Regions from separate parts of the Homo sapiens genome. Here region 1 is linked to region 2. A link is a loop called in an ENCODE intact Hi-C map of the cell type or tissue named here. Cell type or tissue: Caco-2. All regions are shown on one strand. Each heading gives the region's core, and the rest is flanking DNA. Links, peaks and the distances in the headings are about the cores only. Region 1 overlaps LOC107987166 (a long non-coding RNA gene). Region 2 holds the start of LINC02151 (long intergenic non-protein coding RNA 2151).

Region 1 (4,389 bases), core at 63-4,062, 120 kb before region 2:
TACCAGCCACCTGGGCATCCCCTAGCTCAGTCAAGTTAACCCATGAAATTAACCATCACAGCTCCCTCCTCCCTTCCCCTCAGTGCCGCTGCCTGCATGGGCTGGGTCTTTGTGCTGTGACTCTACCATCCTTCTATCACCAGGGGGGATGTTGGCCCTGTAGTTGCTGCCTACATGTGCAATGACCTCAGACCCCCAGCTCTGCCCCTACATTGTATTCTCAGAGCCAGACTTCCTCCCCATCCCAGGAGAAGTGGGTCTGAGCTTTCTCTCCCGATTCACTACCCTGCTGATGCTCCACATGCCCCACATGGAACTTCTAACCTGTGTCCCACTTGCTGCAACAGAAGACCCCTGGGCTCCCATCCTGCCCTGGCTGAAGCCAGAGTCTAATCAGCCTTTCTGTACAGGGTAGGAACCAGCTGCCCCAGACCCATTTGAGTGAAGCTTTAATCCTACCCTGTGGCCCTCAGAGAGTTTGCTTTACTAGGAGCTCCTCTAAATTCCTCTATGGCCCATTTGGGTACTCTGCCCTTCAGAAAAGGAAGGCCCATGTTTAACATTTCACTTTTCTGAATGTTAAACAGAATGTGAGAGAGCCTTGTCCATTTGGGCTCTGTCTCCCTTTTTTTTTTTTTTTTTTTTTGAGACAGTCCTACTCTGTCACTCCAGCTAGAATGCAGTGGCATGACCTCAACTCACTGCAGTCTTTACCTCCCCGGCTCAAGCAATGCTCCCACCTCCTAAATAGCTGGGAATACAGGTGCACGCCATTGCACCTGGCTAATTTTTGTAATTTTTTGGTATGGTCTTTGTTTGGTTGGTTGGTTTTTGTTTGCTTGCTTGCTTGCTTGTTTTTTTTTTTTGGAGAGATGGGGTTTCACCATGTTGCCTAGGCTTGTCACGAACTCCTGGGCTCAAGCGATCCACCCACCCCAGCCTCCCAAAGTACTGGGTTTACAGACATAAGCCACCATACCTGGCCTTTGTCTCCCACTTTCATAATTCATCCTCCTTCAGCTCACACAGCACCATACCAGTGGTCATCCATTTCTGAACTTTTGTCAACACCCAAGGCTTTCTCTGCTTCCTGCCCATTTGCTCTCTCAACCTTCCATCTTATAACCATTAGAGGGCACTTTACCATGTACCAGGCACAGTTAGGAATACAGAGAATCAGAGAGGTATTCCTATTTTCTCAACCAAAAAGGATCTGAGAGTTTACATCTATCCATGTCCAGTCTGTAGAAGAAAAACTTTACGCTTAGGTGTGCCTGGGAATAAAGAGGCAAAACAGCACAAGAATGGGTGGGAAGAACTACAACTTTAGAATCACATTTATCTTTTTTTCTTTCTTTTTTTTTTTTTTTTTTTGAGACAGAGTTGCTCTATTGCCCAGGCTGGAGGGCAGTGGAATGATTTCGGCTTACTGCAACCTCTGCCTCCTGGGTTCAAGTGATTCTCCTGCCTCAGCCTCCAGAGTAGCTGAGACTATAGGCACATACCACAATGCCCGGCTAATTTTTGTATTTTTGTAGAGACAGGATTTCACCATGTTGGTCAGGCTGGCCTAGAACTCCTGACCTCAAGTGATCCACCCACCTCAGCCTCCCAAAGAGCTGGGATTACAGACGTGAGCTACCACGCCTGGCCTAGAATCACACAGATCTTGTTCTGAAATCTTGGGCAAATTACTCAACATCTCTGAACCTCATTTTTATGAAGATTATTGTGTGCAGTGAATGTGATATGATGTTGCCTGGAAGAAGGCTTTGTAAATGATAAAATGTGGTACAAATGTCAAGAACTGTCATCCTAGTGATCCCGATGATATGGGATTGAGGTCTCTTGGCCTCAATGGGTGATCCTCCCATTTCTCCCTCATGAATCCTGTTCTGGAAAAGGAGGAATCACTAGTCCCTACCAGGTTATGGCCCTGTGCATTCCTGCCTTCTCCCACAAAGGTCAATCCAGGTTATCCCTGGATTAACCTGGATAAGACTAGAGAACTTAGAGATAAGGTCTTTCTTGTCACCTCTTGCCCATAAATGGGAGAGAGACCAGATCCTTTCAGCCTAAGATGTGATGATTGTCTTTTCACTTCTGTATCCCAACCCACTTGTGTGGAAACATGATACTCCCTCCCCTTGTTAGGTAATTTATATCAGCAGTGTGGATATATTTCAGGTACATATTTCAAGCCCCAATACCTCCTGTGACATAGATAAAGAAGGGATGGGCTCATGCTCATTACACCAAGGAGGAATTGTGGCAAGAAAGGTAAAGTGACTTTTCTAAGGCCACACAGCTAGTGAGTTGCAGATCTGAGTCTTCCAATTTCCAAAGGCAAAATCAGTGATGTCTTCCACTGTGCTGCAGCTGCCCACCTCCTGGAAGCCTGCTCTGTGTGCCCCACTTATCTGCTATTCTGGCAATGTAAACATGTGAGGAAGGCTCTTTGTTCAGAGGGCATGTTGAGTGGAATATGAGGTCAGGGTTCATCTGCATTTTTGGCTACAGAAGGCTATGGAGATAATAGGAGCCCCTTTGTGTTCAGTGGGGCTGGGTGGGAGCAAGTGGATGTCTGAAGGAGATTACAAGCAGTTCTAGATATTGCTTGTCATGCTACCATCAGCAGACGCCTTTTCCAATTGACTAGTTGCTTGTATTTCCAGAATAGGGAATGCCAGATGTATTTACTGCAGTGAAGGAGAGTGCTGAAGGCCCTTGGAAAGATATCCAGCTGTTGAGTATCTGAGGAGAGCAGGATAGTTTAACCCCTCATGGCCTAGTAATCAGAATTCCTGGGGAGCCAAGGACAGAAAAGGCAGCACACGCCAAACGAATGACTTGAGATTTGAAAGTCCTTTCTAAAGCTGCTTGTTTGAAATGCAATACTCACATTCCTGTGTAAACAATGCTGCTAGGACTAACATTTATTGAGTCCTGCGATATGCTTGATGGAATCAAGATACACCCTCTGTATTTATTATTATTATTATTACAACCTCACCTGATTACAACCTCACCATGTAGAAGTGGCAGACACTGGTTTGCTGTTCACCAAGTCAGTAACCTTTTCCTCTTAGGTACACAGTCATTTCTCAGCCTTCCTAATATTAGGTGCATCCATGTGAGCATGGAAGATAGATGGGAATCATATGTACCACCTCCTAATGTAGCCCGTAAAAATGCCTACTGCTCAATCCTTCATGCCCTCTCTCCTCCATCTGCCTGCCCGATGCAGAGGCTCTAGTTGAAGGCTCCCAAGCTCCAGAAAATTACATCCACTAAATAGAAGGATACAGGGTCCCTGAGTGCCTGCATAGAGCCAGGCCAGACCCCTCTACTGACCTGCATTGGACTGTGACATGAGTAAGAAATAAAATTTTATTGTGTTAAGCCACTGAGATTTGCTGGGTTTTGTTACTGAAGTTCCCCTATTTTAACAAACGTATTAAGTATCAGTACATATCAACTGCCCCATTTTACAAGTGAGGAAACTGAGGCTCAGTGAGGTAGCAGGACATGCCCAAGGTTACATAGCAAGTAAGAGGTAGAGCCAAGATTCAAACTCAGGTATGTCTGACTCCAAAGCCAGTAATTTTTCCGTGCTGCCTACCAAAATTGGTTGCTAGCTTTCTAAGCCAGTGACAAAAATCTATTTGATCAATAAAATACCCCATGCATTTTTCAACTACCCTTAGCCATTGCTCATAGTGGTTTCTATAGGACAATGATTGAGATTCCACAACTGACTTTGAGAACATCTCACTACCACTGCCTCACCCCCAGCGGTTTTGCACCACATTTCCAGACCCAAGTAAAAGAAGATGCTTCTGTAGATGTGGAGGCTTCTTGGTCAGTTGCTCCCTAAGGACTCCGAATTGGGATAAAAAAGCAGTTTTCTCCATGGGAATGGGGAACTCCACACTCAGACATCCCTGCGCATCCCATGTTTCCCTTGCTAGGTCAAATTGTTTGTAGGTTGAGAGTTTGCTTGTGACCTAGCACAAGCAGGTCAGTTCTGGGTATTAGTGTGTATCTATATTGATCCTATAAGCATTGTAACCACTGTGTCTGAGCCTGAAATTCAAATCCATGGTCTGACCAGTTGAGGTGCACTTATGATAACAATGGGAAAGATTACTTAAAATTGCCAATGACGGCCAGGTGCGGTGGCTCACGCCTGTAATCCCAACACTTTGGGAGGCCAAGGCAGGTGGATCACAAGGTCAGGAGATTGAGACCATCCTGGACAACATGGTGAAATGCCATCTCTACTCAAAGTACAAAAATTAGCCTGGTGTGGTGGCATGCACCTGTAGTCCCAGCTACTCAGGAGGCTGAGGCAAAAGAAACGCTTGAACCCAAGAGGCAGAGGTTGCA
Region 2 (4,389 bases), core at 230-4,229:
GACAGTGAGAAGGGGAAGGACAGGGAGGTGATACACCTCAGATATAGTAGCTGCTTCTAGGTAGTGGAATATGGATGAATTTTTGTTCTTTGTGCTTTTCTGTATTTTCCAAATTTTTGAACATGAATATGTATTACTTTTGTAATCAGAGAAAAGGACAGCACATGGTAATTTTTAAAAAGCCTTTGTTGGGCTTTATGCTCACTTGGGCTTGGTGCCCTTGTGGATTCCACACAGAAAATTGTAGGGTCCTTGACCCTCAGAGCTTCTCATCCCAAATACACCTGCTGCTCTGCCTGAAGGGTCCAGAGACAGTCCTGGGGAGCCACAGAACAGCCCTTCACACCTAACCCCTCAGAGCAAACAAAACAGCCTGGAGTGGAGGCACCAGGCATAGGGTGAAAAAGGATGGAGCCAGAAAGGGAGGTGGGCATTCCTGGGGACCTAGGGTCACCTTCATCTCTTCTTTAGTCAATCCAGAAAGCCCTCAGCCTTTTGGATGAGACAGCAATTAGAAACTAGAAGGGGCTAGCCTTGCAGATGAGGCTGAGAGGAGCCCAGCGTGGGCTCATCAGAGTGTGCAGATGGCCACCCCAGCATGGCCTGGCTCCTCATGGCCATTCCTTGCTGGAGAAATCCCCATGTTTTCAAGGACTGACTCTCCCCCGATAGAAATCGGCTTGGTAAGGGAACCGGAATGGGTTTAGCAAGGCAGAGAGGAGGCTGAAAGACAGTATCTTGATTTGAATCGGTGGTATAAAAACCGGCAAGTCTGGGATTCTAACATCAGCCATTTCCCTTCCTACCCCAGGAGGGGAAGCATCATGGGTCCTAAAGATAGCCCCGTGGGAGAAAAGGGGCCTTCGAGGCTGCATGAGGCAAGGATAGAGATAAAGTCCTCCCTCTGCACTGCCCCTTAGAAGATAAGGTGGGCTGCTGCTGGTTTACGCATAAAAGCTGCACGTTATAACCATAATCCTGGGCATTTATAGAGCACCTTTCCTGCTCTCTAAGAGCTTTTATGTACCTCATCTTATTAGACAGGGGGGAAACTGAGTTTCAGAGGAAAAAAAAAAAGCAGCATGCCCAAGGGCATAGAGTAGTACAGCCAGGACTGCAGCCTGGGGCTCCAGACTCCCGAATCAGGCTTCTTTCCCAAGACCAGCTGAGTAATTTACACACGTCCACTCATGTTTCTGAGCTCCAGGGGACCCTGCCCAGGGAACGGGGTGCCTGTGTTCTGGAGATGTTGTCTGAAAGCCCAGATTCTCTCTGATTTCACTCCTAGCCCCAATACCTCCAAGTTGCCCATCTTATGTCATCAAGTTTGAACAAATCCACTCCTTACAATCTGAAAGACGTGGTTGGCCAGGCAAGGTGACTCACACCTGTAATCCCAGCGCTTTGGGAGGCTGAGATAGGTGGATTGCATGAGCCCAGGAGCTCACAACCAGATTAGGCAACATAGCGGACCCTGTGTCTACAAAAAATACAAAATTAAGCCGGGCACGGTAGCTTGTGCCTATGGCCCCAGCTACTCAGGAAGCTGAGGTAGGAGGATCCTTGAGCCCAGGAGGTAGAGGTTGCAGTGAGCCGAGATGGCACTACTGCACTCCAGCCTGGGAGACAGACCGAGACCCTGTCTCAAAAAAATAAAAATAAAACAAAAGACACGGTTCTGAGGTCCTCAAGAAGAAATCCCTGACGGGGTTCCTGTCTGCCTACAAGCCCAAGAGGATACCTGCATAACCGGCCTGCGCGAGCCTTCTGGGCGCCTCAGCTTGAACAAAAGACGCCTTTGCGAACATTAGAATAGGGCGCCCCCTCCTGGCGGATGAATTAGAAGGCAAGGCCCTCAGGCTGGCTGTGCGCCCTCAGGTCCAGTGACTTCAGCTCTCTCCCAACCCAGGGGCGGGCCCTGTGCAGGGCATGCAAGGGGCTTCACCCCCAAGCACCAGAAACGCCCAGAAAGCCACCCCAGGGCTGTCTCCCCATCCTCCCTCCCTGTGCGCACACACTATTTTCTTTCAAGCTTTCCACCTGGTTGATCAGGAAGGCTCCTCACCTCACACCCCGCCCCTTGCCAATGGTCTGGATTGGATTTCCAACTCCCTATGTAGAGCTGATGAGGTCTCATTCCCACGGGGAACCAGAGCACTTTCCTCCTTCTCTGCCACCCCCACCCACCCCCCTTGGAGAGCTCCTTTATGCTCTATTTTTAGTTTCTTGATTGCAAGTGAGAAGTCGGAATCAGAGAACGTCGGGAAAATGCAGCAGGAACCAACCCTGAGAAATGGACAGCAGCATGGGGAGGGAGCAGAGGGGCCCATGGGAGGGGGAGCCATGGCACCCCGAGAGCCTCCAGCCCCAAACTCACTGGTGCACAGGAAGGACCCGGGCGTGTTCTCCGTCCTTCTCCAGGCCAGCAGGGAAAGGGGTCTGGAGGAAGGCCACAGAGCTGGAAGGCCCTCTAGAGGCCTCCTAGCCCAGCCTGCTCCTTTCCAGAGGAGGAAACTGAGTCATGCAGCTGGGCAGTGAGTGGCGGGGCCGCAAGAGGTCCCCTGATTCCTGAGGCATCTTTCTGTGGTTCTGCACAAGGAGGTCCCACAGCTTGGCCGGGAGCATGTCCCCCTGACTCCTCCTCAAAGCGGATGTCACCTCCATACCATCCTGAACGCCAAGACCCAGACGGGCCTCTCTGACAGCCCAGCCCGGCCCGGCGCAGGCCACAGTCACCCCCACAGCCTCCCGGCCACCTTCGAGTTGCCCAGTGCTCACTTTCCCTTACCCGCAGAAGTCGGCGGTGGCCCATGCATCACCTCCCTCCCGAGCAGAGACAGAAACACTCGGGGCCAGGAGCGCTCCCCCCACGAGCCGCCGCACTCCCTAAATGAATGAACTGGCTGCTCCAAAACCGCGGCGCAATTGGCAGTTATTGCTGGCAGTTTATCAGTATTAACTGATTAGGCCCGGGATGATGGATCCCCTGTCTCGCAAAGCCCGCCGCCCCACGAGCCGCGCCCCACCCTCAGCCGCCCCCAGGCAGCCTGCACGACCCAGCTCCTGGAGGCGCCCGGGCCCGCATCAGCCTCCGGAAGGCCCCGGCCCCCGCGTGCACCCGCTCCCACTCCCCACGGGCCCCTCCCTGTAAAAGAGACACATTTAAATAAATAAAACAAAATTCAAATGAGGACACTAAATCTCCCCGGCGTTTAATTGATGATCATTATGCTTGGGAACCTAAACTCTTTTAATTTCACTGCAGTGCAGGGAGATGAATTATAGAATTACAGTCGCCAATTATCAATCACGCCTTTGCTCTGCGTCTCTTGGCTGCCCAGCCGGCTCACCCTCCCTCTCGCAGGCCGGGGGTTGAAGAGGCGGGATAATAGCCTTGGAAACAGAAGCTCAGCGGGGGAGAGGGGAACGAACCCCAGGTTTCGAGATGCCCGGTTTCTCTCTCTCTCTGTCACCACCTCCTTCCTAATATGCCACCTTTGCCACTTCATTTAACAAAAAGAAAATAATAAACAGCAGCAGAGAAAAGAAAACCCTTTTTCATTTAGAGCTTGGCGTTTAATTCGTTTTGTTCAGGGTAAGATGGGCTGGTGGCTTCAGTCCCCATACTGGGCAGGATTCCAGTAGCAACTACTGCCCCCACCCAAGCAGCTGCAGCCCAGTCCACCTCGCTGCAGGGCACTGGAAGGAGGATGCTTCAGAGGGGCCCAAGCAAGCTTGAGTGCCACCCCGCACACAGGGCTGGAACCCCAGCTTCCACCATCAGGGACTGATTCCGTTGCCCTCTCCTTCCTGTCCTTTACTGTGAAAATAATAATAATAATTTGAATAATAATTTCCACCAAAGCTGTGAATGATTTGCATTTGTATAGTGCTCCGCAATTTACAAAGTGCTTTCATGTGCATTATCTCATTTGATCCTCCCGATAATCCTGAGAGAGGTCGGTAGAGCAGGTATTCTTGTTATTCAAACGTTTATTCATTCATTTGACTAACATTTATTGAGTTTCTACTTTATGCCAGGCCCTGGGGATATAAAGACAAGAAAAAAGGTGGGCTCCTTCCTCAAGGATTTGCAATCTGTTAGCGAGAGCCTACTAAGTGAGGCCTAGGGACAAACGGTTCCACTTCACAGGGGAGGGACGGGAGGCTGGGAGGGGCCCAGCAAGCTGACCACAGTTGTGAGTGACAGGGCCAGATCGGCCCCCACATTTGCTGCATATGGCTCTAAGTATGCGCTTTCCATCTACGTTATTATGTTGTCACCATTGTCTTCATCTCATCTATTTTTTTAAAGTACCCACATAAATTCATTTCTAGCCAAAAATACATACTCATGGGTAAACAGTTGTAGGACAGGAGAGAAAAGTT

What was found. Peaks named below come from ENCODE experiments on the same cell type or tissue, not always from the same donor. Only the 100,000 strongest peaks of a DNase experiment are listed, where the experiment ranks them.
Region 1: a loop joins it to region 2, with 2.6 times the contacts of the local background. A loop is called at or near these places in 3 of 110 quality-filtered maps.

Annotation. Positions count from the first base shown.
Region 1 is chr11:116,374,285-116,378,673 of GRCh38, forward strand. All of the region lies in intron 1 of LOC107987166 (a long non-coding RNA gene), which reads right to left. Among named protein-coding and RNA genes, the nearest start is that of LINC02151, 120 kb to the right of the region's middle. In Caco-2, for the core only: no CTCF peak of the experiment used is centred there; DNase peaks (open chromatin) are centred at 1,937 and 2,497.
Region 2 is chr11:116,497,754-116,502,142 of GRCh38, forward strand. LINC02151 (long intergenic non-protein coding RNA 2151) reads right to left here and starts at 2,930. Exons shown (of 2, transcript NR_174967.1): 1 at 2,789-2,930. RefSeq lists an enhancer at 1,448-2,140. In Caco-2, for the core only: a CTCF peak has its summit at 1,817 (motif pointing left); a DNase peak (open chromatin) is centred at 1,808.